4 separate regions of the Homo sapiens genome follow, and regions 2, 3 and 4 are each linked to region 1. The links are chromatin contacts, found by Hi-C or POLR2A ChIA-PET in ENCODE. All regions are on one chromosome and are shown on one strand. Each heading gives the region's core, a stretch centred on a gene start or an enhancer-like site at or near the end of the contact. The rest is flanking DNA. Distances are from core to core; before and after follow the strand shown.

Region 1 (6,330 bases), core at 2,238-4,737:
ATAGTTGCAGATATAAGAATATTTTGAGGGAAGGAGCTTCTCATCAAATAGAAATATATGGGTTTTTTTGCCAGGCACGGTGGCTTACGCCTGTAATCCCAAGACTTTGGGAGGGCGAGATGGGTGGATCACCTGAGGTCAGGAGTTCGAGACCAGCCTGGGCAACATGGTGAAACTCTGTCTCTACTAAAAATACAAAAATTAGCCGGGTATGGTGGTGTATGCCTGTAATCCCAGCTACTCAGGAGGCTGAGGCAGGAGAATCACTCGAACCTAGGAGGTAGAGGTTATAGTGAGCCAAGATCACACCACTGCACTCCAGCTTGGGCAATAAAGTGAGACTCCACCTCAAAAAAAAAAAAAAAAAGAAATATATGGGTTTTTTGAGGGACATTTAAGGATGCCATTTTGAACACCCATACCCCACTGAACAGATTCCTACACGGGGTCTAGGTGATCCATGGCAGAGTCACACAATTACACTTTGCACACCCCACACAGATGTGTGTTCAGGTGTGTTCTGCCAGTGGGAAATTCTATGGAAAAGAATGAAAATGTCACTGTTGTGCTATTAATTGGTTATGTAGCTGGCTACCCCGCAGTGGCTCCACCTTGTGGATCCGTGTCTCAGTGGAGAGCCAGTATAGCTGCTTTTCTAAGTATCCTTTCACTTAATACTCATTTTAGTGCTAAAACATTAGAGTTAGGTAGGTATAGGTGGGTAAATTTAGCCTTTTATTTAACTTATGTGTGAACCATTTCTGGGCTTTTCGTAGGTTTTACTTAAGCCTCCCACATTCTCATTTTTTTCCTTAACCCATTTCATGAAAGCAACTGATAAATGAGGTCACAAAGTAAGAAACTTAAAGAAGAATGGAAATAGGGCCATTGCAACTCTGAGACGGTAACACAAATTAACACACAGGGGTGAGGTATCAGTAAGAGGTCTGAGATAGTCCTCACAGGGCTTCAGAGAGAATTGCCTGGTTCTGGTGGCCCAGTGGCTAAGTCACGGGCTTTAAATCAGGAAGCCTGGTTCTTATCCCGGCGCCTCCACTAGCTTGCTCTGTGACGTTGGATGAACTGCTGAGCTCCTCTGTTTCTCAGTGGGAAAATGAGAATAGCACAATGTAACATCCAGTTATTCCAAGTAGAATGGTTGGGAATAAAAAGCAAAATATTTGCATAACACTTCAAGCATCCAGAAAGAAGGGTAATATTTAAATTTTCAGCATTACTTCTGTTCAGTGTGTACCTATCTTGGTGAAGATTCGTTAGATATTCTTTGTCAAAAATGAAACAAGCTGTACCTCCTGAACCATTAATTTAATTTTTTTTTTTTTTTGAGACTGAGTCTCATCTCTGTCACTCAGGCTGGAGTGCAGTAGCTCGATTTCGGCTCACTGCAACCTCCGCCTCCTGGATTCAAGCGATTCTCCTGTCTCAGCCTCCCAAGTAGCTGGGATTACAGGCATGTACCACCACGCCTGGCTAATTTTTTTGTATTTTTAGTAGAGACAGGGTTTCACCATGTTGGCCAGGCTGGTCTCGAACTCCTAACCTCAGGTGATCCACCTGCCTCAGCCTCCCAAAGTGCTGGGATTACAGGCATGAGCCATTGTGACTGGCCTGAACCATTAATTTTATAATCATCTGACTTACTGCTCTTGACACCTTTAAGATGGTTTTAAACTCAGTGTCTATTTTAGGGTAAGTCAAGGGTTCTGTTAATGATTTTGTTTCTTGCCCTTCCTAGACTTATAGATATTGTCCTCAACATAGAGGAATTTTTGCTATGCCTTCAGAGAAGTATAACTGACTTCCATAATTAAATGGATTTCTTTCTCAATGGGAGGGAATTTCTGCCATCTGACTAAATGCATAGAGTAGAAGGGATGGATTAACTAACAAGCTATTGTATAAACTGGAAGTGGAGTTTCTAGATACCTTGATTGTACTAGTGCTTCATATCATATTTTTCCCTGTATAGCAAAATTCAGTGGATACTGAGTAAAACTTTCATTTTTTTTCCAGGATAACTTCATTGGGTATCAAACAGGATTAACAAGTAATTTCAAGGTAGCGATTCTGAAGGAGGTGTGGGCTCTTCTCAGACTATGTTTTCTGCCTCTTTTGTATAGAATCGCTGCGAGAGTTGGTCACTTTATAGATTGACAGCGTGTTGTATTCCCATGGGTGAGGACTCCTGCCTATAGAAGGCCCTGATTTATAGGTTCAGAGGCCATCCTTAGAATGAGGGGGCTGAAAATTTCCTTCTCCAGGTGTTAGCCCAGAGCAGAGAGAAATGTGTTCAGTGGAGCCCACGGCAGTGGAACACATGGCTGCTTTGGAGAACCTGGGAGGCGGTGCGAGGATGTACAGCTGTACCCCGAGCAGTAGGTGTCACTGTAGTCAGTGGCTTTTACTCCTCAGAGCCTAAGGGGTTAATTGGGTCTGGTTTAGAAGGGCAGACAGAGGCCCATCTGTGCCCTCCAGAGTGTTGGGCTTTGTCTCTAGGGCACCAGTTGACTCCAATGAAAGACCCAAGTTGACTCCCATTTTTTTCTCTACGAACGAAAGAAGGATGCTTTCCCATTTATATTTTAGGGTCTAAGGCTAGGCTGTTAGATGTTATGCAGTGGGGTGGGTTGGGATGGATAAGTAGGTGAGATAATCCTTCTAAAGTTTGGCGGGAAGACCTAGAATAGAGGGGAAGGCAAATTCTATTAAGAGAAATGAAAGAATATGGAATAGCAGAATACATTTCCTTGTTGTTATTGGCAATGAGCCCTGTTATATTCAGGCAGTGTGAGCTTTCAGAACTTCTATCAGCATCCTTCTTAGAAATTTCCCTTTTACCACAAAGGAGGCAAAGGAAAAAAAAATCTTTCTAGCAGAGATGTTTCTCTGCTAGATTTCTCTTTTGCCACTTTCCACTCCAGAAAGTTAATTTTCAAATGCTAAAATGGATTTTAAGATTTAGAAATAGCTACTGTGTTGACTAATTAAAAAAAAAAATCCTGTGATTACGTAGCCAATTGCTTTTTCAAGTACACCCACTTTTACTTTTTCTTTTCTAGTAACACCCTGGTGTGAAAACAAAGTAAAACCGAGTAAACTCACTGTAGAATTTTAGATGCATCTTATCTCTTATTTTTTGCCTAGATAACCATCTTTCTCCCCACCCACCATCCAGGCAGCACAGTGTAGTCTGTCCTTTTAAAAAAAAAGGAAGGCAACATGTATGATTTATACGTAGATACTCATTAAAAATAACTCCTGTCCAGTCTTTGCTCTTCCCCCATAGCCTGCCTGTTGGTTGTTGTTAACACCCTGATTAAGCCTTGCTCTTAATAGTACAATATATTAAGCTCAGCCTGCTCTCTCTTCCCCCCTCCTCTGTTCTCCCTGTGAGTGAGTGGCTCGTTTTAAACCATCCGCACACTTGCTGAGCCAGGTGGCGTTGCTTCCTGCCTCTCCTGCTCGCTGTTGCTAAGTGAGAGGCACCATATCACACATAAAGCTGAACCAATAGCATCCTGACCCCCATAGGCTGGTAAAAGCTGAAGAAAGAGAATCCCACAGCGTTGTCTGTGACCGGTGGGTCCTCCTCTCCCTCCCACCTTTTCTTTTCCAACAGGAAAGGGAGGCGGCGAGGGAGATGGTAGGAGGAAGAGGGAAGAAAGAATGGGGGAGGTGAATCCTAATATGCCTTGCTGTACTTGCGATAAATGCCATTTTTTTTTCTTTGTGAAGAAAAGGAGTGGTAGCTTCTCTTGTGCAATCACAGAGCAGCAGATGCGCTTCTTTCTGCCCCCAAACTGCCTGTGTTGACAAAGCTCAAACTCTGAATAAAGACGTCTGTTGACCTGCATATCTGCTTTGCTCCTCTCTCTTTTTCTTTCTCTCTTGCTATGAATCTTTGAATCCCCACAGTTTTGCACATCTTGGCACCCCTGTTCATTCTTCCTCTTCACCTTTCTTGTTTCATTTCTGTCTCACAGTATTCTTTCCAGAAAGCATTTCCTTTGAATGTAAAAATTAGCAAAGTATTCCGTATATCGTCTTGTGAGGAAGTCATCAGATCATCCTAGGGAATGGGGCAAGGGAAGGGGAATATTTATAAAGGGGATTTTAAAAAACTCGTTACGATTTTCAGTCTTGGCAGGGTCTAAGCAAGCACAAAGTGAAATGTGAAAGGCTGTTCTTAACTGGATAACTGCCAGTATAGACAGCCAGTGGTATAGTTGAGATTATACAGAGGAAATGACCTTTCTCCTGTAATTACCTGGATATTTTTGGCAACATCAGACCCAAGTTACCTGGGTAATTATGGCTTTGTAGATCTGACCTTAGGACAAAACAGATTCCAGTTAAGTTTTCCATGGAAAACATTTGCTATCTTTGGTAATAAACCTAGTGAAGGCACCCACTGTTTTTGCAACCATGGGAAGCCCAGTTACAAGGAGACTTTCTTCAGTTCTATGCCCAGTAGGTTCCCAATAAATTTCTCCTGACCTTTTGGAGATGGCTTTATTATTTGGTCACTTGTATGCCTTTTGAAAAGATAACCTGTGTTTATTTCTGAATCAAGGGTATTGAGGTTTCCTGTAACCTCTTGCTGAATTTGCACATGTTTTGGGAAGATATCAAAAGAATGATATTCATCCTTAAACTGTCCATTTCCCTCAAGAAATTTCCCTTTCATTCTTGAAATACTGCCCTACTATTGGGCCAGAAATCCAGTCCACTCACTCAGGATCACACAGAAAAGTGATCATTAGTCTCCCACTCCACCTGCTTTTTCCCAGCGTTTACACTAACTTTTGTGTTTGTTTGAACCAAAACTAAAATGTCTTCGTAAAGGGACATTTAAAGGAAGTATGTGGGGTCAGATTAAGCAAAAGGGAATTCCTGGGGAAAAGCCTTACCAAATGTTGAGAACTGGAATGTTTTTGTTCTTGTCTGAAGAGCCTATCTTTTTCTTAGTATCACGAAGTTAAAGATGGCCATTGCCGCCAGCGCTGACTTACAATATTTAAAGCTAAAATTCACAGACAGTCTTCAAACTTCACTCCATTTAAGTTCAGTCTCCTCCAAGCTAAACCAGAGCTATTTACAGGTATCCAAATGCTTAGATCTGAGCAGCGCGTCCATCTTCTGCTGTGCCCATTTTGGGGGTGGGGGGTGGGTGTAAATATCAAACTCAAGCTCCAAGAGCGGGCAAAGAAGTTTAAAAATAAAGGACTGGCCGGCAAGTCCTGTAAAACTGGCTTGTCCTGCAGTTGGCCGGTTGGTTGGGATATTATTAGGTATTATTCATTCATCGCTCTTCTATTTTGTGCTCAGCCCTGTGCTGAGAGTTTGGAGCTGGAAGCTCAGCGTGAGCCACGTCCTGGCTCCGCGCCTTCATCTCTGGGTTGCAGCCCTCTCGGTTTCACCAACTTCATTATTCAGATACGGGCGCTGCAATTCCGCCAAGTAAACCTGCCAGGACCAGCTCCTCTTGCTTCTCTTCTTCCTGGTGTATAATTCTCTGCCTTGAAATCCCTGCTTCACACCCACCTCCGCTGCCCTGAATTTCCTAACTCAGCCAGCCAAGCACAAATCCCTCTAAGTCCCTCAGTGCGTTCCCCCCAAATCTGCACTTGCCCAACAGTCTGTCTAGGCACTAGCTATGACATCGCTCTGGATACCTGATCAGTCCTCTGCTTTGTCCCCCTGTGTCTTTGCTTAGGCGGCACCCTCCTTCCAGACCGTTTCTCCCCTGATCTCTCCCTGTGGAAATCTTGGCCTCAAAAGCCCATCTCAAATGCAGTTTCTTCACTGAAACCCTTCTCCCAGTCTCTCAGACGGCATCTTCCAGTCCTTCGAAACACCATGGCCACTTTTTTCCGACCTCTCCTTCAGAACTTTCCACCTTCTACTTAGAGTTGTCTTTACTGTTCCCTTGGTAGTACCAACAGCAGCTCAGAGGAGGTGTTTAGCCACTCTCCTATATTCCACACGAGCCTCTCTGCAAAATTGCCTCAAATAAATATATAATATATATAGACTGCATTTACTATGCAAACACAGCTTCAGTACAGTCCCCCCTACCCCTCCCCCTGCCCTTTGCGACCCAGTTGCCAACCCTAAATTCCTCCTTTGTAGAAAATGTGAAACCGGATCCTCCCTACTTTATCTTAAGTGATTCAGGCCCAGAGCTGTGTCTTCCTCATCTTTGTATTTCCCAGTATTTGTATTTCTCACTTAATGTAACTGTCTTGCAGCCAGTAGGCACTGAAGAAATGCCTGTTGAATTGTTACGTAACGAAGACCAGAAAACCT
Region 2 (6,330 bases), core at 1,859-4,358, 98 kb after region 1:
TTTGATAAAGTGAATTTTAAAACACAAAATAGCAATCCCCAAAGCACAAGCTAACAATAGTAATTATAATCATAATTGGCACTTGTATATAATGTCATTTTGCAGGGGGTTCAGCCATTTTCACAGGCATCACCTAGTCTCAGCAGACACGTTTGAGTTTCCTAGGTCGTAAATCTCATTGTCTGTATTCTAAGGATATAAAATATGAAAGTGAAGCAACTTATCCAAGGTGGCAGGGAGGACACATGGACAAATGAGAACAGGGTTTCTCAAGTGTGCCTGAGCACAAGAGTCAACTGACACTTGTGAACAATTTGGTTTCCTGAGCTCCACCTCAGAACTACTGAATTAGAATTTTCAGGAAAGATGCCCAAGAATCCTTTTTATGAAGGTGTGTGGTTGACTTGTGGTACCTACATTTAGGAATAAATTGATCTAATAGAAGAAGCAACCCCTGACTCCTCTCTGCTATCAGCCTCCTGTCGCCGTTGGAATGAAAGGAGAGTCTCTAAGAGCATGAGAAAGTTAACCCCAAGAATTCAGATGCAGTATAGGAATAGCAGCTACTGCTACCCCTCCCTTGAGTTTTCAAAGAAAGTACACTTTTATGTATTTTTAAATGTCAACACTTTGTACCACTGGTTTCGAAAAAGGCCCTGGGGACTAGTAGTAGTGTGCATAAGCATTCTCCTGCTGATCTAAAAACTGGATTCTTTTAGAACTTGTGTTTTGTTTTCTTTTTTATGAGACGGAGTCTCGCTCTATCACCCAGGCTGGAGTACATTGGCGCCATCTCAGCTCACTGTAGCCTCCCAGGTTCAGCAATTCTCCTGCCTCAGCCTCCTGAGTAGCTGGGATTACAGGCACCTGCCACCATGCCGTGCTAATTTTTGTATTTTTAGTAGAGATGGAGTTTCACCATGTTGGCCAGTCTGGTCTGAAACTCCTGACCTCAAGTGATCCACCCGCCTCAGCCTCTCAAATTGTTAGGATTATAGGCATGAGCCACCGCACAAAGTTGTTTCATTAAATGTAACTTTTGAGCGGTTAACATATGCCTACGATACAAATTCAAAAGGCTAAAAACAAAATACGGTGAGAGATAAATCTCTTTTCTACCCCTTTCTTCCTGTCTCCTAGTTTCCTTCCCCAAAGGCACCCACTGTTACTATTTTCTAGCGTTTTCTTCCAGAGACGTCTCAAGCATATAGAAGTGTATATGTAGGCACATTCTTTTTTAAAAACCCAAATAATAGCATACCACGTTTAACATCTATGTCATTGTGCCTAATTAATAATTTCCCTCTGACATCACTTAGTGATTTTGTGCAGTTAAAATAACTTTTGTGATAGAGAAACCCTGAAATCCCCAGTGACCTCAAATATGAGTTTTTTTCTCTGTCATCCAACAGTCCAAATCCAGGCATTTTTTGGACAGGCAGCGAGCTCCTTCCACCTTGTAGCTCCTCCACGGATCTTGGAATCTTTTGCTTCCAGCTGGTTGGTGAGAAAAGAGATAGCCTAGGGGATTTGGGGGAGTCCTGACTTTAATGTGCCAAGCCAGGTTTTTATGGGCCAAGCCTAGAAATGGCACACATCATTTCTGTCCACAGTCTTTTGTCAAGAACTAAGTCATATATCCCCTTCTAGAGCAAGAGGAGGTGGGAAATGCAGTCCTTGGCTGGGCAGCCACTCACCAGCATCAAATTTACACAGCTGAAAGGGTGCAGACATCTTTGGTGGGCCACTAGCCATTTCTGCTGCAATTTTTATTCCCCCCAAATGTACTTGGTTTTGTTTTTTTTTAACTGCAGTGGATGGGATTTTGTTTTCCTCTTGGCACATGTGAGGACAGTCCGAGGTTGGTAGGGATTTTTACACCCCAGGTGTGGTCTATAAACTGCAGAGTTTGAGAAGCACTATTTTACGCAGGAGGCCAAACATTAAGTTCAGCTTTTGTCCCTGCTCATGTGTAACCCCAGGTCCCAGAACTGCCCCACTGCATATCTCTGGACAGAGAGACCCCCTGCCTACCTGATCACTTCATACATTGAACCACCTCGAACTAAATAACTTCCCTATTATCTAACCCAGATAGAGCCAAGAAAAGAGGGATTCCAGAATCCCCAACTCACAGTCTGCCTATAAAGCATTATAGTGATATTATAATGGCCCTTCTTTTTGTTTGTTTGTCTTTTGAGATGGAGTTTCGCTTTTGTCCCTTAGGCTGGAGTGCAATGGCACGATCTCGGCTCACTGCAGCCTCTGCCTCCTGGGTTCAAGCGATTCTCCTGCCTCAGCCTCTGAAGTAGCTGGGATCACAGGCACCCGCCGCTACACACGGCTAATTTTTTGTATTTTTAGTAGAGACAGGGTTTCACCATGGCGGCCAGGCTGGTCTCAAACTCCTGACCTCAAGTGATCTGCCCGCTTCAGCCTCCCAAAGTGTTAGGATTACAGGTGTGAGCCACTGCACGCAGCCTAATAGCCCTTCGTAAGCTTTAATTTAATGGCTCCATCCTTCTTCACCCCTTGGCCCCCCTTAATACTAGACTTGCTACCCAGAAATTTTCTGGGATCTTTTTTTGCTTACCAAACTTTCCTGCTACTGGAGACAAAAAAAAAAAAAGAACAAAAACAAATTAGCAATGTAAAGAACATTTGTTGAGTTCAGTGTTGGAGAGAGCAGTTCACAGAGCTGCCGAGAAGCCACAGCTGACCCTTTCCTCTCTCCTCTTGGTAGGAGCCAGCTGCAAGGAGAGGGACCTAAGGTGGTAGAGGGAATGGCTCCCTCCTCCACAGCTCTGCATGCGTCAGCCCCCAAAATAGAAATGCGGGGACCAAGTTGTGATGGCAGGGAAACAGCAGAAAGAGGTGAGGCTGCCTGTGCTCCCTGCCCTCCAGGCCTCCACAGGCCAACCTGTGACCTCACTGGTGGGCCTCCAGAAGCAGGGAAAGACAGAGGCCCAGCATCACCTTTCCATTTCCGCATTTGTTTTCTCTTCCTTGCTGGTGTGCATTGACTCTGTGGTCACTGTTCTCCATGTCAGCACATTCAAAATTGCTGACTGTCAACACTGAAGGCAGCGTGGCTGCTACTGAAGAAGCCACAAGGAAAACAGCTTTGGGCAATGGTGGATGTTCTTGGTGTGACACATTTCTAGCTCCCAGCACAGGCCCTTTACAAAGAACAGGGCTTTGTGGTTTGGGTAGGATGGGGAGAAAGAAAGAGGGAGGGAGAGAGAGAAGGAGGCTTGGCTTGTTGAGATCTTTTGTTAAGGAAATAAATATTGGTTTCCTAGAATTTGAACAGCTGAAATGGGAGATTGGCAGTAAGCAAAATGTGATTGTAACAATCAAACCCACGTGCAGACAGAAGTTGGGAGTCATTAGGGCAATGAGGTTGTTCTTCACGATCTTGGGAGGAAAGAAAAGGTGACCAAAATGCCATTTAGTAACCCGATGGCCTCTTCAAGCCCTTCAGGCTGGCCCAGAGCTGCAGGCAAAGCTTTGATGGTGTGGGTGGTGCTGTTCCCTTGGGCAGAGCTTGGCTGGAGGACTCTTAGCAGGGTGGCCGCAAGTCTCTGGGGCCCCTACTTGGGGACTTACACAGACCAGGCTGTATGTCTTTGTAGCTTGTCAAACCACAACTATTCACAGAAGGCGTGTGGTTTAGAATCTACCACAGTCAAACCCGGGAGAATGTGTTACCCAGTTCCAGAAAGGTTGCTAGTTTGTGTGCTGTAATGGAAAGTGGCCAACTTTATCTTTTCTTATAAGAACTACAATGGGCAATCAGGATGGAGGCTTGATCTACAGGACTCTCTACTGAGGGTCTCCTGTGAAAAAGGTGATAGGAGGGAGGTGCTGGTTGTATTAATCAGAGTCCTCTAGAGACAGAACAAATAGAGGATAAAGAGAGAATTCATTTTAAAGAACTGGCTTATTTGACTGTGGGGGCTGGCAAGTCCAAAATCTGTAGACCAGACTACCAGGCTAGAAATTCAAGTTAAGAGTTAATATTGGCCAGGCATGGTGGCTCATGCCTGTAATCCCAGCACTTTGGGAGACCAAGGCAGGCAGATCACGAGGTCAGGAGTTTGAGACCAGCCTGGCCAGCATGGTGAAACCCCGTCTCTACTAAAAATACAAAAAATTAGCCGGGCATGGTGGTGTGCATCTGTAATCCCAGCTACTCAGGAAGCTGAGGCAGGAGAATTGCTTGAACCTGGGAGGCGGAGGTTGCAGTGAGCTGAGATCACACCACTGCACTCCAGCCTGGGCAACAGATCAAGACTGTCTCCAAAAAAAAATCGTTAATATTGCAGTCTTGAGTCCAAAATCTGCAGGCTGGAAGCATAGGCAGGTTTTCTGTGTTGCAGTCCGAAGGCAGAATGCTGCTTCTTTGGGAAACCTGTCTTTGCTCTTCAGGTGTTCAACTCACTGGATGAGGCCCACCTACATTATAGAGAGTAATCTGCTTTACCCAGAGTCTACTAATTTCAACGTTAATCACATCTAAAACTAGCCTTCCTAGCAACATCTATATTGGTATTTGACCAAACAACTGGACATCATAGCCCAGTCAAGTTAACAACTAAAATGAACCATCACATGAGGAATTCAAGGAAAGTAAAGGCATGAAAATGTCAAGCAGTTAACAATCTTGTCAAAAGGAATTTAAGACAACATTGATATTTTTAGGTTTCATATCTTGATAAATTTCATGTCAATTAAATTTGTGTTTGTAAATTAAAAGTACAACATAATATTCAGATTTCCATAGTATCAAATGATGGGTATTTCTTTAGAATAAAAGTTATGTTACAAGCCAGACTGTTTCAGTGACATGCTTCCTGGTTTTTTGTGACAGATTGTACGTGGCATAATCTCTGATCTAATGGGCATTCATTGGAAATAGTCTTTTTTATCTTGGTGTCAGAAGAATAGTACATGGGCTATCACAGAGCACTGAAAGAGTGGGAGTTCAATTCCTGATACCGCTTCTATCTTATGATAAGAGTCTGAGACTAATTAATTTCTACTACTGGCCGGGTGTGGTGGCTCACGCCTGTAATCCCAGCACTTTGGGAGGCCAAGGCAGGCGGATCACGAGGTCAAGATACCAAGACCATCCTGGACAACATGGTGAAACCCCATCTCTAGGAAAATACAAAAAAATTAGCTGGGTGTCGTGCCGCGTGCCTGTAGTCCCAGCTACTAGGGAGGCTGAGGCAGGGGAATTTCTTGAACCCAGGAGGCGGAGGTTGCAGTGAGCCGAGATCGCGCCACTGCACTCCAGCCTGGCAACAGAGCAAGACTCTGTCTCAAAAAACAAAAAAAGAAAAAAAAAATTTCTACTACCACTTTTGTATTTTAGAAGCATGTCAATAAGGCGTAGAGGCTGCATGGCCATAGGGAAGAGCTTACCCCTGGAGTGAGACTGCCTGTGTTCACATCCCAACTCTGGCACTACTAGTGTATTACCTCTCTTACCTGTGCCTCGGTTTTCTCACACGTACAATGGGGATGATAGTTTCTACCTTACAGGGATCTTGTGAGGTTTAATTGTATTAATATACGTGTCCATACATAGTGTCATGTAAGTGTTTGCTATTTTAACAATTACTGATGGATAATATGAAGAGATAGAGATAAAGTATGAGAAAAGGGTTGAGATGATTGAAGACAAGTTTTTAGAAATAGATTACACTTTGGAGCTTTGCTATAATTCAGTCCATGTTTGAGACCATTTCTAGTGTCATCCTTTAGGGAATTCGGTTCATAATCCTCTTACATGAATTGAAACCAAGATGGAGCCTCCTTACATCAAATTCTGCACTGTAGTTAATAGTGTCATGGAGAATTTCCAGAGTATTAATAATGAGCTAATACACCTATGAATGTTAAATGTCTTGGAAGCAGTTTCCTGATGAGAAAATAGCAGATGTGGCAATGGCCATGGTCTAATTGCCCAAGAGGCAGTTAAATATAGTTTTTAGTCCTTTTCAAAGCAGTTATTTGAAAGCTGAAATATTTTCCCTAAAGGCCCATCAACTGTTCTTAACAGTGAAATGAAGTATTTGGATAAAGCAAAAGTGCTCAGGAGTGTGTTTGCTTCCTGTAAATCTAATTTACCTTTGTAAATTGTTGGGTTTTTCCACATAGACTTTTGTTTTGTATATTTCCACGTTTGACTTTTTAGTGTAGAGTGGTAGTTTTTATTATTTATTTATTTATTTATTTATTTATTTATTTATTTTGAGATGGAGTCTCGCTCTTGTTGCCCAGACTGGCGTGCAATGGCGTGATCTTGGCCCACTGCAACCT
Region 3 (6,330 bases), core at 1,987-4,486, 71 kb after region 1:
TAATTTGTGTAGAATCTCCACCATCAAGGAAGTGGAGTATAATTTCCCACTCTTTGAATAGATCTGCACATAGTGACTTCCTTTTGAAAAGTACAGTCGAAAAAGGAGGCGGAAAAGAAGGAGTCACTTTACAATGAGGAAAATGGCAAATACTCCCTCAGCCAGATGATGAAGCTTCACATCAGTCGTGATAAATCATGTCGATATCATGCATTCTTGATATGACGTGATGAGAATGGCACTTTATCTCTGTGGTCTTCTTCCTGAAAATCTATAACACGGGTCTAGTCATGAGAAAAACATCAGACAAATCACAGCTGAGACATTCTACAAGCTTGTCAGTCTCCAAATAGCTGGCCCATCCTCTCCAAACTGGTTATCTATAACAAGGAAAGCCTGAGGAACTGTCCCTGCCAAGAGGAGCCTAATGAAACATAATGACTAAAGGTAATGTTGGTATCTTGGATGAGATCCTAAAACACAAAAGTGACATTAGGTAAAAATGAAGAAAATCTGAGTAAAGTATGAATTTTAGTTAATAATAATGTGTCAATATTTGTTCATTAGTTGTGACAAATGTACCATGCTAATATAAGACGTTAATAATAGGAAAAACTAGGTACAGGATATATGGGAACTTTCTGTATTATCTTTGCAAATTTTCTTTACATCTAAAACTATTTATCATGGGCTGAACTGTTCCCAACCCCTGCCCACAATGTTCATATGTTGAATTCTAAAGCCCTAGTACCTCAGAATAGAACCATACTTGCATATAAGGGCTTTAAAGAGGTGATTAAGTTAAAATGAGGCCATTGGGGTAGGGCGCTAAGCCAATATGTCTGGTGTCCTTAAAAGAAAAGAAACACCGGGGTGTCTGTGCACAGAGAGATGGCCATGTGAAGAGGCAGCAAGAAGGCAGCTGTCTGCAAGCCAAGGAGAGAGTTCTCAGAAGAACCCAACCTTGCCAGGACCTTGATCTTGGGCTTCCAGACTCCAGAACGCTGAGAAAATAAATGCCTGTTGTCTAAGCCGCCCAGTCTGTGGTATTTTGTTGTGGCAGCTCTAGGAAACTAATATACTATTTCTAAAATAAAAGATTGTTTTTAAAAACAACATTGGCATTCTTTCTGTTCCCAACCCAGAACTTTTGCCTGGAACTCTTCTTGTAATTCAGATTTTAGCTTAAAATCAACAGAGAGGAGTATTCTCTGGCTACACAATTCTCTACCGCAGTAGCTTATTTTACTTCTCTGAGTGAGGCTGACCACCAATGGTTTTATTATTGTTATTATTATTATTACTTGTTTATTCATGTATTGCCTGTCTTCCTGCAGCAGAATACGAGCTCCTTGAGAGGAAGAACCTTGGCTGTCATGCTCACTGCTGAATCCCTAACACCAAATGCCACCATCAGTGCTGACTACATAGCAGACACTCAGTGGATATTTGTTGAATGGACAATGAATACCCCGGGAGTCTGGTGACTCTTGATTTGGACAACTTAACTCGATCATTAGACTAAAAGCACCTTTATGAGTCTTCCTAAGTTAACCGGGATCTAGAGGGTGAGCAGACTACAATCAGGGTAGCCCAGGGCATTAGATTTTTAATATGTTTGGACTCCATGTAGAGAAGTAAATCAGCCTGGGTCTAAACCAGGAATGGAGGCTAGGGAGATGATGTCTTAGCCAAAACTCTCACAAAGCTTCAGAGACTGGGGGAAAAAATCAAGTCAAAATAAGGCCACAGTAATGGCCAAAGGAGGTGTGTATGCAGAGGGTGGGGGAAGGGAATTTTCTCAGGGATCAAGGTGGAGGGTGACAACTGATTCTTAGAGTGGACCCAGTCTTTATTGTCTGTGGGTATTGAGGTTGTAAAGCCAACAGGATCCTTCTTCCAGATGACATGAGGGATCCCAGAAGCCAGGCCTCAAGCCCTAAGATAAAGAGGCTTGTCTGAACTAGGGCCTCCAGACAGCTAGCTGGAGTCCGGGCTGGGCTTGGCCTCTGGAAGATGCCGAATGCATAAAGGGAGAGCCCAGATCCCAGAAGCTCTGTAGCAGGCCAGCCAAACAGATAGTAAGATAGTCCAGAGAGAAAATAGCTCAGTGCTCAGTCAAGCCCTGAGACTGTCCGTACTCACCTAGACCCTGGGTGGGACAATGGGATATTCCTACTTACTATTGGCAGTTGTTCCAGAGAACCACTGCCTTAGTCCATTTTGTGCTGCTGTAACAACATACCCAGGACTGGGTAATTTATCAAGAACAGAAATTTGTTTTCTCACAGTTCTAGAGGCTGGGAAGTCCGAGATCACGGCACCAGCAGGTTCAGATGTCTGGGGAGGGCTACTCTCTGTCTCCAAGATGGTACCTTGATGCCACATCTTCTAAAGGGGAGGAACACTGTGTCCTCACATGGCAGAAAGGTAGAAGATCAAGCTAACTGAACACTGTGGGAAGCCTCTTTTATAAGGGCCTTACTGCTATTCATGAGGGAGTAGCCTTCATGGCCTCTTAAAGGCCCTGTTACCTCTTGATACTGTCACATTGGCAACACCTGAAGTTTTGAGGGGACACATTCAAACCGTAGCAACCACTAACCCAACTGTTAGTGGCTGGGCATGGATAGAGCTAAAGCAGCAACTAGAGAACACATGTGGACAGTATAGAAGGAGCTCAGCAGACAGGGGCAAATGGAGCTGGGAGGCAGTGGTGTCTATGGAGGGGTGGTTGGACAAGCTCTGCCTCCAAGCAGAAAAATGTGAGAAGGCATGTTTAAATGAATGCCATGTAAAAGAGCTAAAGAGGGAGCTATGAGCCAGGTAAGTCTAGACTCATTTCTAGCATGTTGAAGAGAAAGGCAACTTAGACCAAAATGTTTAAAATTTTATTTACAAGTTCTGTGGTCTCAAATCATTCTAATCCTTAGTTCTCTCACCTTTACAATGGGAGTAAAACTAATACTTTCCTTGCAGGATTGATGAAAGGCTTGTAGATAATGCAGGTGTAACACCTAATACAGAGCCGGACACATACAAAATGCTTCATAAGTAGTGGCTGATATTATGATTTTACTAGTACCACATAAGCAGGCTTGTTCCTTTGTTCTGTCAGTTTCTCTAAGGTAACTAGTCATAGAGCTCTTTGAAAGTAGTCATAGAGCTCTTTGAAAGTAGTCATAGAGCTCTTTGAAAGTGAAAGGAGGATGTGTACTTGTTTCAGTGCCATCTGGAAATGGAGAAGTGGCAAATCCGTTTCCTGCTATATAGCCAGTTCTGTGGGGAGGCCAGGTGGGCAGGCTGACTGGCAAGGTCTCTGGGGGGGATGTCATCCATGGGAGGGCCAAAGAGAGACACCAAGACAGATTAGGGATGGGGGACAAAGAGACCCAAGTCTCTTTGATAACCTGCCAGGGCCCAGATTGGAGCCCCTGAAGGAAGAGAATGTTGTGAATGCCTAGCGCAGTTGTGTGCTCTCTCTCTCTCTCTTTTTTTTTGATGTGGTTGATGCTGGGAAGTCATGGGAGGCATTTGGAAGACATAGTGAGGGTCAACTGCCCTTTACCCAGGAGGAGAAAGGGCAGAGACGCCATCCTCTGCCACTCGTTTTTAAAGCATTTGCAGATTTTCATTTTTGCAGGACTTTCCTTTCAGAGAGAAGTGGCACTTGAGACCACTTGCCACCTGTTGAGGCTCTTCTCTGCTCACTCCAACAGGCTTCCTGGAGAGGTCTTGGCTAATGCAATCTGGGCCTTGGGATAGATCTGCAGCTAGAGTTGGTGCTGAATCTTCCTGTGCTTGGGAGGCTCACCACTCCCAAAGATGGGGAGCCAGGAGTGCCATGCATCTCCACATTAGCTCACTTCCTTTGAGGCTGAAATCAAGAGAGAGACTTTGGTCCAAAGACTTTTTTTTGTAACCTTCTTGGGCTCCATTCTTCACATTTGCTTCCGAGTCAAGGAGAAGGAGCACAGACCTGAGGGATGGAGTGAATTCTAATCCAAGCTCTGAAACTGACCAGCTGGGGCCTGAAAGCAAGACTGTGACCTCAGTCTGCACCACTTCCCCTCCCATCAGTAAAGTGAGAGGATCCATTGTGCTACCTTCTGCAGTCCCTTTCAGCTTTGGTGTTCACTGATTCTGTGATGAATTTCCTGTAATTTCTGTGTAGGAACAGAAAAGAGCATAGAAGATCCTTTTTTTGTTTTTTTTTTGTTTTTTGTTTTTTGTTTTTTTGTTAGGGAGTTTCACTCTGTGGCCCTGGCTGGAGTGCAGTGGCAAGATCTTGGCTCACTGCAGCATCTGCCTCCTGGGTTCCAGCAATTCTCCTGCCTCAGCCTCCTGAGTAGCTTGGATTACAGGCACATGCCACCACACCCAGCTGATTTTTGTATTTTTAGTAGAGACGGGGTTTCACCATGTTGGCTGGGCTGGTCTCGAACTCATGACCTCAGGTGATCCAACCGCCTCGGCCTCCCAAGGTGCTGGGATTACAGGCGTGAGCTACCGCGCCTGGCCAGAACATCCTTTTAATTCTTATCTGGAGACTTAATCTATATGTTCATAATTAGTATTACCAGTAAGGGCAGAATGTTCCAAAGTAGGGTCTGACTGCATTTTTAAACAATGCAATTTGCAGAGCTCCACTCTTCCACTCCTTAGTCTTATGTGAAGGACACACTTGGACTAAAATGGTTATTGCTTTATCATAATTTGGGGATCTCTATCAGAGATGATTTAGGCCAGAGTTTCTCACCCTCGGCACTATCAGCATTTTAAATTAGATTCTTCTCTGTGGCGGGGGCCGTCCTGCGTACTCTGGGATGTTCAGCAGCATCCCTAGTCCATTTGGGCTGCTATGACAAGATACCATTAACTGGGTGGTTTATAAACAACAGAAATTTATTTCTCACAGTTCTGCAGGCTGAGAAGTTGAAGATCAAGATTCAGTGTCTGGTGAGGGCCTGTTTCCTGGTTCATAGATGGTGCCTTCTTGCTGCATGTCTCCTGGTGGAAGGGCCGAAGCAGCTCACCAGGAACTCTTATAAGGGCAAATCCCATTCATGAGGCTCTGCCCTTACGACCTGATTCCCTTCCTAAAAGCCCCACCTTCTAATATGGCACATTGATGATCAGGTTTTAACATATGAATTTTGGGGGAATACAGCCATTCAGACCATAGTACCTGGGCCTCTGTTTAATGGATGTGACACCCTCTTCTCCCCACAGTCGTGAAAACTATCTCCAGACATTGCCAGATGTGCCCTGGAGGGAAAAAAAAATCACCCTAGTTGAGAACCACTGATTTAGTTTTAATTTAGGGTATGTATTTAAAAGGCAGAAAAATAAGTATAGAATCAAACTTAATTAAGCAAATGCCTCTAAAAAACACTGAATTTTAAAAGAGGTAATAGTAAAATTTGAATTTGCAGAAATGTAGGACTTGCTTTTAAAGCTCATATCTTAAGTACATACTAACCACATATGGCTTCTCAACTGTACTTGAGATTTCTTCAATCAGGAAATAAGATCATCCACCTTTTTTTTCCTGAAGGTATCACCTATGATTCTAAGTAATATTGGATGACTGGATGTTAATGTACTATGCCTTCATAATTTCTAAAGAAATGTATGAATAAGATATTAACCTGACATAAATAGTACTTTCTTGCTGTGGCTCTAGTAAAGTCTTAACATCTGCACAGACTGGTAAAGACTTCATCACATCCCCTCTTGCTTTTTCCATTTCCAAGATGCTTATTACACCAAGGCTGATGTTAAAAAGATTTCTTGTCATCTGCTCTGATTACTGTTTTTGGGGGAGGAGAAAACATAATGAAGAGAAGAAGAAGAAAAGAAAAAAAACCAGAAGAACAGGATCTGTCTTTCCTGTATTTTGTGTTCCTGAGAGCTGATAGAGAACAAATTGTGAAATGTGGGAGGCTTTGCCCAGCATTCAGGCTGAAGTTGCCTTAAAAGGAAAGTATGGCACGTTACACATTTCCCACTTCCTTCTTTTTTAGTTTCCTTTTAGCCATTCTCAGAAATGTAAGCAGGAAGAAAATAGCAATCAATTATGTTTGGAAACAACTGAAGTTAAATCTGACTGATATTTGTTTATAAAACTATGCATCATTTTATTTTCAGTACATTTTCAGTTCCTCTTTTGCCCCTAACATTCTCCTAATTCCCATGGTGAATATATTTCCTTTAATCCAGGCCTGAACACTGAGATAGTTAACAGCCCCTGGTTGTTATTTCTTGATGAAGTCTCTCCTAGTCAGCTCCTTTTTTCTTCCCATTGCCTTCCTTTAGTCCAAGTTTTCA
Region 4 (6,330 bases), core at 987-3,486, 67 kb before region 1:
AGGTTGGTTTGAATGATTACACTTAGAATGTAGGATGCTGCATCCATTCTGTGTGTGCCGTCAGAGGCCTTGTGTGGGGGAGGTGAACAGAATCTAATCAACTTGGGTTACTTGATCAGAAGTGGCTCTTACGCATGTTATTTTTGCAATCGGAGAGAATGTTAGGCTCTCTTTCCCTGCTACAGCATGATCGTTTCCAATGGGCCATAATACTTTATGAATATTGACCAGAGGCATGAATCGAGGCTTTCCAAAATATATATTTTTAAATTTGAGATAGGATCTCACCATGTTGCCCAGGCTGGTCTTGAACTCCTAGGCTCAAGCAGTCCTCCTGCCTTCGCCTCCCAAAGTGCTGGGATTACAGGTGTGAGCCACCACACCAGGCCCCAAAATATTTTCAATGTTATATACTCTTGGTATCTGTATTTTCACCCTGGAATAGAGGTTCCACAAAGGTAGTCAAGGTTATGGTTCTGCTACCTCATCCTCATTTTCATTGTTTATTATTATTATTAGCTAATACTTATATGCTACTTACTATGTACTACACTGTACTAAGCATTTCATGCTTATTAGATCATTTAATCTTCAACCTAATGAGATAGGTGTATATATATATACAGATGAAGAAACTGAGGCGCAGAGAGGCTAAGTGACTGGATAAAAGTCATACAGCTAGTACACGGTAGGGCTGTGGTTTGGACCCAGGCATTCTGGTTCCAGAAGACTGCACTCAGGACTATTAATTTTTAAAAGATTGAACACGGTAGGGAAAAAAAAAAAACAAACCCACAAATATTTTAACCTGGGGGTTGGTTGTAGCTGATATCAGAGAGAACATTTTTTGTGGTGGTTGTCTAGCTGTAGGCTCTGAAGAAATGCCGGCTGTGGGTGTCATGATTCTCATTTTAGAAGATTAAAAAAAATAAATTTAGTGTGTTCTTTTAAGGTTTTATTTCTTTTGTGTATTTGCATATATTACCATGCGTGGTTATCTGTGAAAATCCTTAAAAATGTGTAACACAAATTACCCTTAGAATTACTAGATTAATCTTTCCTTCTTAATCTGAACTATTGACTTCTGATATTGTCTGATGTGCTTAGAGAAACTGTTGGGCTCCTTTGATAATCTCATGTTTTTGTAATTTTATTAAGGATATACCTATAATTTAGAAACATTTTATTTGTATTTTTATGAGACTTGGAAGGTGGCATCAGATTAGATCAATTTTTCTATTCTCTATTAATAATTTTGAGATTATATATACACATACGTATATATGTGTATATATATATATACCTGTATACACATACATACATACATATATATTTATATATTTTTTTAGACAGGGTCTCGCTCTGTCACCCAGGCTAGAATGCAGTGGTGCAATCATGGCTCACTGCAATATTTTGCAGTATAAAAAACTGATTTGGAATCCCTTGCTTTGTCTCTGATTAAGCATTTGTATATTTTCTTAAGGAAATAAATATTCTGTAAGTCATACTTTTAAAGTTATATAGTTAGAGTATGCTTAAAAACATAAAACCACATTAAAGTTTAACTTATTTTTGGAAGTTAGGTTTTAATGTGGTCAGCAGCACCAAGTAAAAGTGTAAATTTAGAAACAGCTTTTAAAAGTCTTACTTGAAAGAGAATAGTAAGTGTGTAAGAAAATACGAGGGAGATATTTGGATCAATATAATTAGGAACCCCAAACATTTGCTTTGGGTTATAGTAAATAAGATGCCAGATAATGGCTTTCCCCATAATTAGGATTTTGCTTGTAATAAGACCCTAAAAATCACCCCAGATCACACTAAGGGTAAAAGGAAGAGACTAGAGAAATCCCCATTTTGAGAACTTTAAAATTTTTCTAAGGAAGAGGAAATAGAGCTTTTTAAATTCTGCTGTGGAAGAGGAAAGACAGTCCAAGTCTGGAACTCAGCATGTTCTGCAAGCTAGAGATCTAACATGAGTGGAGGTCCTGGGTTAATAGTGAGAACACTCTGAGTGCTAGTATTACAGAAGGTGATCTCCATAGCTATACTCTGTGTCTGTATGTAAAGTGCCCTATGCTTTTAAAAAAATCTCATCTGTGAAGGGAGATGGAAACCCAAGTGCTGATCTTTTGTCATCAATAACAATCCCTAGTCACATCTTTACAAGGTAAGTGTTACCATTCATTTGGGTTGACTGTGTTTAGCTTTCTAAAAACCTGCTGCCATTTCAGTTGAGTGAAGCATGATTCACTTCCTGCCCTGTAGGGTATACACCAGCCTTAATGGTTTCGTCTGGATGTGGCCAGAGCTGTGGAGGATGGAGGGAATGGCAACTTTTGAAGCAGTGGGGTTAGAGGTTAGAGTGGCAGTCTCTAACGTGACTTTCTGAAGGAATTGAATCCAGGCAGTTGGCTCCACGTGACTTGTGTTCTCTTTTGTATTTCTTTGTCAGCCTCCCTGTCCTTTTACTGAAGTAGAATAGACACCGTCTTGGTTTCTGGTGATTGGCAATAGCCCTGAACATGCAAGAGAAATGTTCTCTATATAGGTGTCATTTTCAGGAGGGCTAGTTTTGAGTAAGGATCTTCCTGAATAGGAGCTGATTCCCTGGGGGCCCTGGATATTATAGAGTTGTTTTGAACACATGAACACATGAAAAAAGGTAAAGAATTCAGAAATTTAAGAACACAGTATAACTTGATTAATTTGAGCCCAGATGTTAATAATTTGTGGTATTGTCATAAGGCTTTTTGCCTTATATGAAGGAGTGCTTGTAAACAGACTAATAGTAAATAAAGCAGGCATGGGAAGGACATTTAACCTATTCAGCAAGATAAACTACTTTTATTTAGAATAATCTTTTTTAAAAAAGGGAAACAATGAAATAATTGCAAATAAAATTACCAACTAAAGGATCTTAAAGGACATTTATTTGGCAAATATATGTACTCTATATATTTGTATATACTTAAAAGTAATTCCAATTTTCTATTATTCCATGTCACCTTCCACTAGTGTGAATTAGTAAATATTTTCTATATTTAAATAGACATTTTCATTTTCAGTTTCTTTGTATTTGGTGGGAAAACTTTTTATATTCAAACCTAATTGAAAAAGAATGATTTTTACATTATAAAAAAGAATCTTAATTTCACAAAAATTTGACCTTAATATTCATCTAATGGTAAGATTTTGCCCTACAAATGTTTTGCAGAGACATGTCAATTGGATAAATTGAGTACACTTGCTTTTTGCTCTTTATGTACCTGTTTCCAATTCCAGATTAAGGAATGTTTTGTATGTGTCCAGAGTCACCAAAAAATGAACTTATGTACCTGCTCTTAAGTCTCTCACTTGCTTCTGAATATCTGTAGTCCTGGGGTCTGCTGAAGGCACTGATCACCTCCCAGATCAGTCTTGGTGTTAGTCTCCTGCACTCATTAATTTGTGTTATTGTGGATGAAAATATTTACTCTTATGCATTAATTTGCATGACCACATAAAAATTATAAGGGATATTTGTGGCTTTGCATATTTCATTTGTTTATGAATTGCTCATTGAGAGCAGTTTCTTTCTAGCCATAGTTTTATTTTAGAAGTGAAAATTGAGAGTGAAAGCATTTGTGTTAATTGAGAGTGAGCACTTGAGTTTCAGGAGGAAGAGAAAGAAGTAATTTAAGACTTAAAAATAAAATGTATTGTTATGAGCTATGAATAACTCAAAAATAGTGCTAACTCATATGGAAGTTTTTATGGGATAAAATCTTTGAGTAGAAAGGTAATGAACTGAAAACAAATTATTTTACATATCTCCATAGGACAAATGTTTAATAAAACTTCAGCAGCATAATTAGGGCATTGTATTAAAATGAGACTTCATGTGTCTTGTCCTGAGGAATGTTATGGTTCTATAGGATATGAATTCAGAGCTTTTATTTAAATAGGGCAATTTGTTTATGAGTTGAATGAAGTTATAATGTACTTTTACTGTTGAACATCTTAGTGCAAAAGAATTGGGGCAACTGTAAATTTTAACACTCATTCAATATTTGATGATATTAGGGATTATTATTAAATATGTTTTAGATGTGATAATGGTATTATGGCTATATTGTTGAAAATAGGCCATAACTTTTAAAGGTACACTCCACAGTATTCACAGATATAAGTTCTGGCATGTGCTTTCTATAATATGGAAAGGGAATGTGGGTTTGGGGTATGGATGAAACAAGATAGGCCATGAGTTGAAACTGGTCGCTGGCAATTTATTACATTCTGGCAACGCTTGTATGTTTGAAATTTTGAACAATCCAAAGTTTCTTAAAAGACATACGTGTATACACCCGGCTTATTGGGGAGAAATACATTGATACTTAGTCAAAGGTACGGAGGGTTTCAAGAGAAAGAGTTGCCTAAAAATATCAGAGGTTTGATTGCACTGCAATTATATGCAGCTATATACAGCTACGTAATTTAAAAACCCAATAATATTGTAGTTTTATTTTAATTAAGATAAGCTTCTACTTAAGTGAAAGGAAAAAGAACACTTGCCTTTTGGCTACAGTCTTTAATTCAGCAAACATTTTTTCAAGCCCCTCTGTGCCAGGTACTGTTGAGATTGCAGGAAATTCAAGGAACAGCACAGATACAGGTAAAGTAGCTGGTGAGATTTCTCCACATCATTCCACAGCGTGATGTGATAAGAGCTATAACAGACTTACACAAAAGTATGATTGGCACACAGAAGTTGGAATGATTTTATTCTACTTTCATAGGGTGGAGGGAGCAGGGAAGGGGCATATTTCGCAGGGCAGAGAGTGCAGGGAAGACTGCACAGGGAGTTGGCATCTGATCTGCCTTGAGGAATTAGCAGCATTTTTCTACCCAGAGAAGATGGGAAGGACTTTAAAGGCATAGGAAACAGCATGATCAGTAGCACGAAGGTGGGAAAATGAGTTCAGTGAATGGTGACTGGGTTCACTGAGTGTGAAGCCCAGGATGGGGTAAAACGGGGTGGGAGCAGATACTGAGAACATGAAAGTAAGACTCAGTATGTGGGTTTCTCCCTGCCTGGAGAGCAGCATTGCTTACACCTGTCAGCCTGAGTTTCTAGGTCCTGTTCCAAACTGTGCCTGTGACTTTGGATGGACTTTGATTAGAGCAGTTCTAGGTATCCTAGCTGCAGGGTCACTTCACTTGGGTAGACAAACTGGCATTTGTGCACAGGTGAAGTTAGCTTACAAACACCCAACAAGACTCTACTCCTCTGCCAAACAGGTTGCTCCCAAGCTTTTGTGGGAGTTCTGGTTGCTTTCCTGTTTTATGTTGAAAGATATTGGTGGAGTTTGAAGGCCACCGAGTAGGAATGTAGTTGGTACTGTCTACTGGAATAGAACCTGGAAGATCTGACTCTCCCAAAACAGTGGAAGGGCTGACTGGCATCGTTGAAGAAATAGTCTACTACAGTGCAGGACCTAGTGGTCCATGACAAGAAGGTGGAACTACTTCTGGGCAGAGGAGGACTTTTTCCATGAGACTAATGAAACTTGACCTCAAGTTCCTTCCCTTGCACAGCCCTTTACAAGGTTCAGCGAGGGGCCCTAGAAATTTCATATAGTCGTGCTTTACTTTTTTTTAATTAGTAATTTTATTTTATTTATTTATTTTTTTGAGACCGAGTCTTGCTCTGTCACCCAGGCTGGAGTTCAGTGGCCCTGTCTCGGCTCACTGCAAGCTCCGCCTCCTGGGTTCATACCATTCCCCTGCCTCAGCCTCCTGAGTAGCTGGGACTACAGGCACCCGCCACCATGCCCAGCTGATTTTTTCTATTTTTTAGTAGAGATGGGGTTTCACGATGTTAACCAGATGGTCTCCATCTCCTAACCCTGTGATCCGCCCGCCTTGGCTCCCAAAGTGCTGGGATTACAGGCATGAGCCACTGCGCCCGGACAGTTATTTTATTGTTAAAGGATAAAATATTATAGACTTCAGGCCCTACAAAACTCGAAACTCCCCTTGCTTCTGAGCATTGCATGCAAGTTTCTTTATGCTTTATTTTTTCTTTCTGAAAAGAACAAATAGCAATATTTTCTCTCTCATAGATGAGTCACAGATTACTATGCAATTATATATGTAAAATGGAACCAGATGCAATTTTCCCGACAAGTGGAATGTGATAAATAATTTGGTCCTGGCACAAGCAGGGAAGTAACCCACACCTCCTGGGCAAGCTCTACTGGTTCTGAAGAGTCTTTGCTACATTTGGCCCTGCAAGCAGACTGGCTGGTGTGCTGGCCCTTGTTGCCACCATCTTGCATTATTGCTTTG

Evidence for each region. A loop is a pair of places that touch in the nucleus more often than their neighbours do. ChIA-PET counts read pairs that join two places held with the same protein, here RNA polymerase II (POLR2A). Pooled maps may share reads with other maps.
Region 2: a map with no recorded cell type shows a loop between it and region 1 (6-fold over the local background). The contact joins two enhancer-like sites. A Hi-C loop is called at or near these places in 2 of 37 single-sample maps with no recorded cell type and 11 of 50 pooled maps. POLR2A ChIA-PET finds 5 or more read pairs at or near these places in 2 of 52 experiments (Panc1 and SK-N-SH).
Region 3: a map of OCI-LY7 shows a loop between it and region 1 (2.1-fold over the local background). The contact joins two enhancer-like sites. A Hi-C loop is called at or near these places in 2 of 168 maps with a recorded cell type or tissue (OCI-LY7 and ascending aorta), 2 of 37 single-sample maps with no recorded cell type and 7 of 50 pooled maps. POLR2A ChIA-PET finds 5 or more read pairs at or near these places in 2 of 52 experiments (H1 and SK-N-SH).
Region 4: a loop to region 1 is called in a map of CD8-positive, alpha-beta T cell, with 4 times the contacts of the local background. The contact joins two enhancer-like sites. A Hi-C loop is called at or near these places in 1 of 168 maps with a recorded cell type or tissue (CD8-positive, alpha-beta T cell), 4 of 37 single-sample maps with no recorded cell type and 11 of 50 pooled maps. POLR2A ChIA-PET finds 5 or more read pairs at or near these places in 6 of 52 experiments (WTC11, activated CD8-positive, alpha-beta T cell, activated T-cell and 2 more).

What each region holds. Positions count from the first base shown.
Region 1 is chr4:140,046,573-140,052,902 of GRCh38, reverse strand. The region is part of intron 1 of MAML3 (mastermind like transcriptional coactivator 3); the gene reads left to right. All of the region lies in intron 1 of LOC124900783 (a long non-coding RNA gene), which reads right to left. Among named protein-coding and RNA genes, the nearest start is that of MAML3-AS1, 78 kb to the left of the region's middle. RefSeq lists enhancers at 3,068-3,603, 3,604-4,140. Within about 2 kb of position 3,487, at least 29 of the 41 ENCODE cell types and tissues checked have a DNase peak (open chromatin) inside an H3K27ac peak, as active enhancers do.
Region 2 is chr4:139,948,034-139,954,363 of GRCh38, reverse strand. All of the region lies in intron 1 of MAML3 (mastermind like transcriptional coactivator 3), which reads left to right. Among named protein-coding and RNA genes, the nearest start is that of MAML3-AS1, 180 kb to the left of the region's middle. Within about 2 kb of position 3,108, at least 2 of the 41 ENCODE cell types and tissues checked have a DNase peak (open chromatin) inside an H3K27ac peak, as active enhancers do.
Region 3 is chr4:139,975,782-139,982,111 of GRCh38, reverse strand. The region is part of intron 1 of MAML3 (mastermind like transcriptional coactivator 3); the gene reads left to right. Among named protein-coding and RNA genes, the nearest start is that of MAML3-AS1, 150 kb to the left of the region's middle. RefSeq lists an enhancer at 2,958-3,007. Within about 2 kb of position 3,236, at least 2 of the 41 ENCODE cell types and tissues checked have a DNase peak (open chromatin) inside an H3K27ac peak, as active enhancers do.
Region 4 is chr4:140,112,622-140,118,951 of GRCh38, reverse strand. All of the region lies in intron 1 of MAML3 (mastermind like transcriptional coactivator 3), which reads left to right. Among named protein-coding and RNA genes, the nearest start is that of MAML3-AS1, 12 kb to the left of the region's middle. Within about 2 kb of position 2,236, at least 3 of the 41 ENCODE cell types and tissues checked have a DNase peak (open chromatin) inside an H3K27ac peak, as active enhancers do.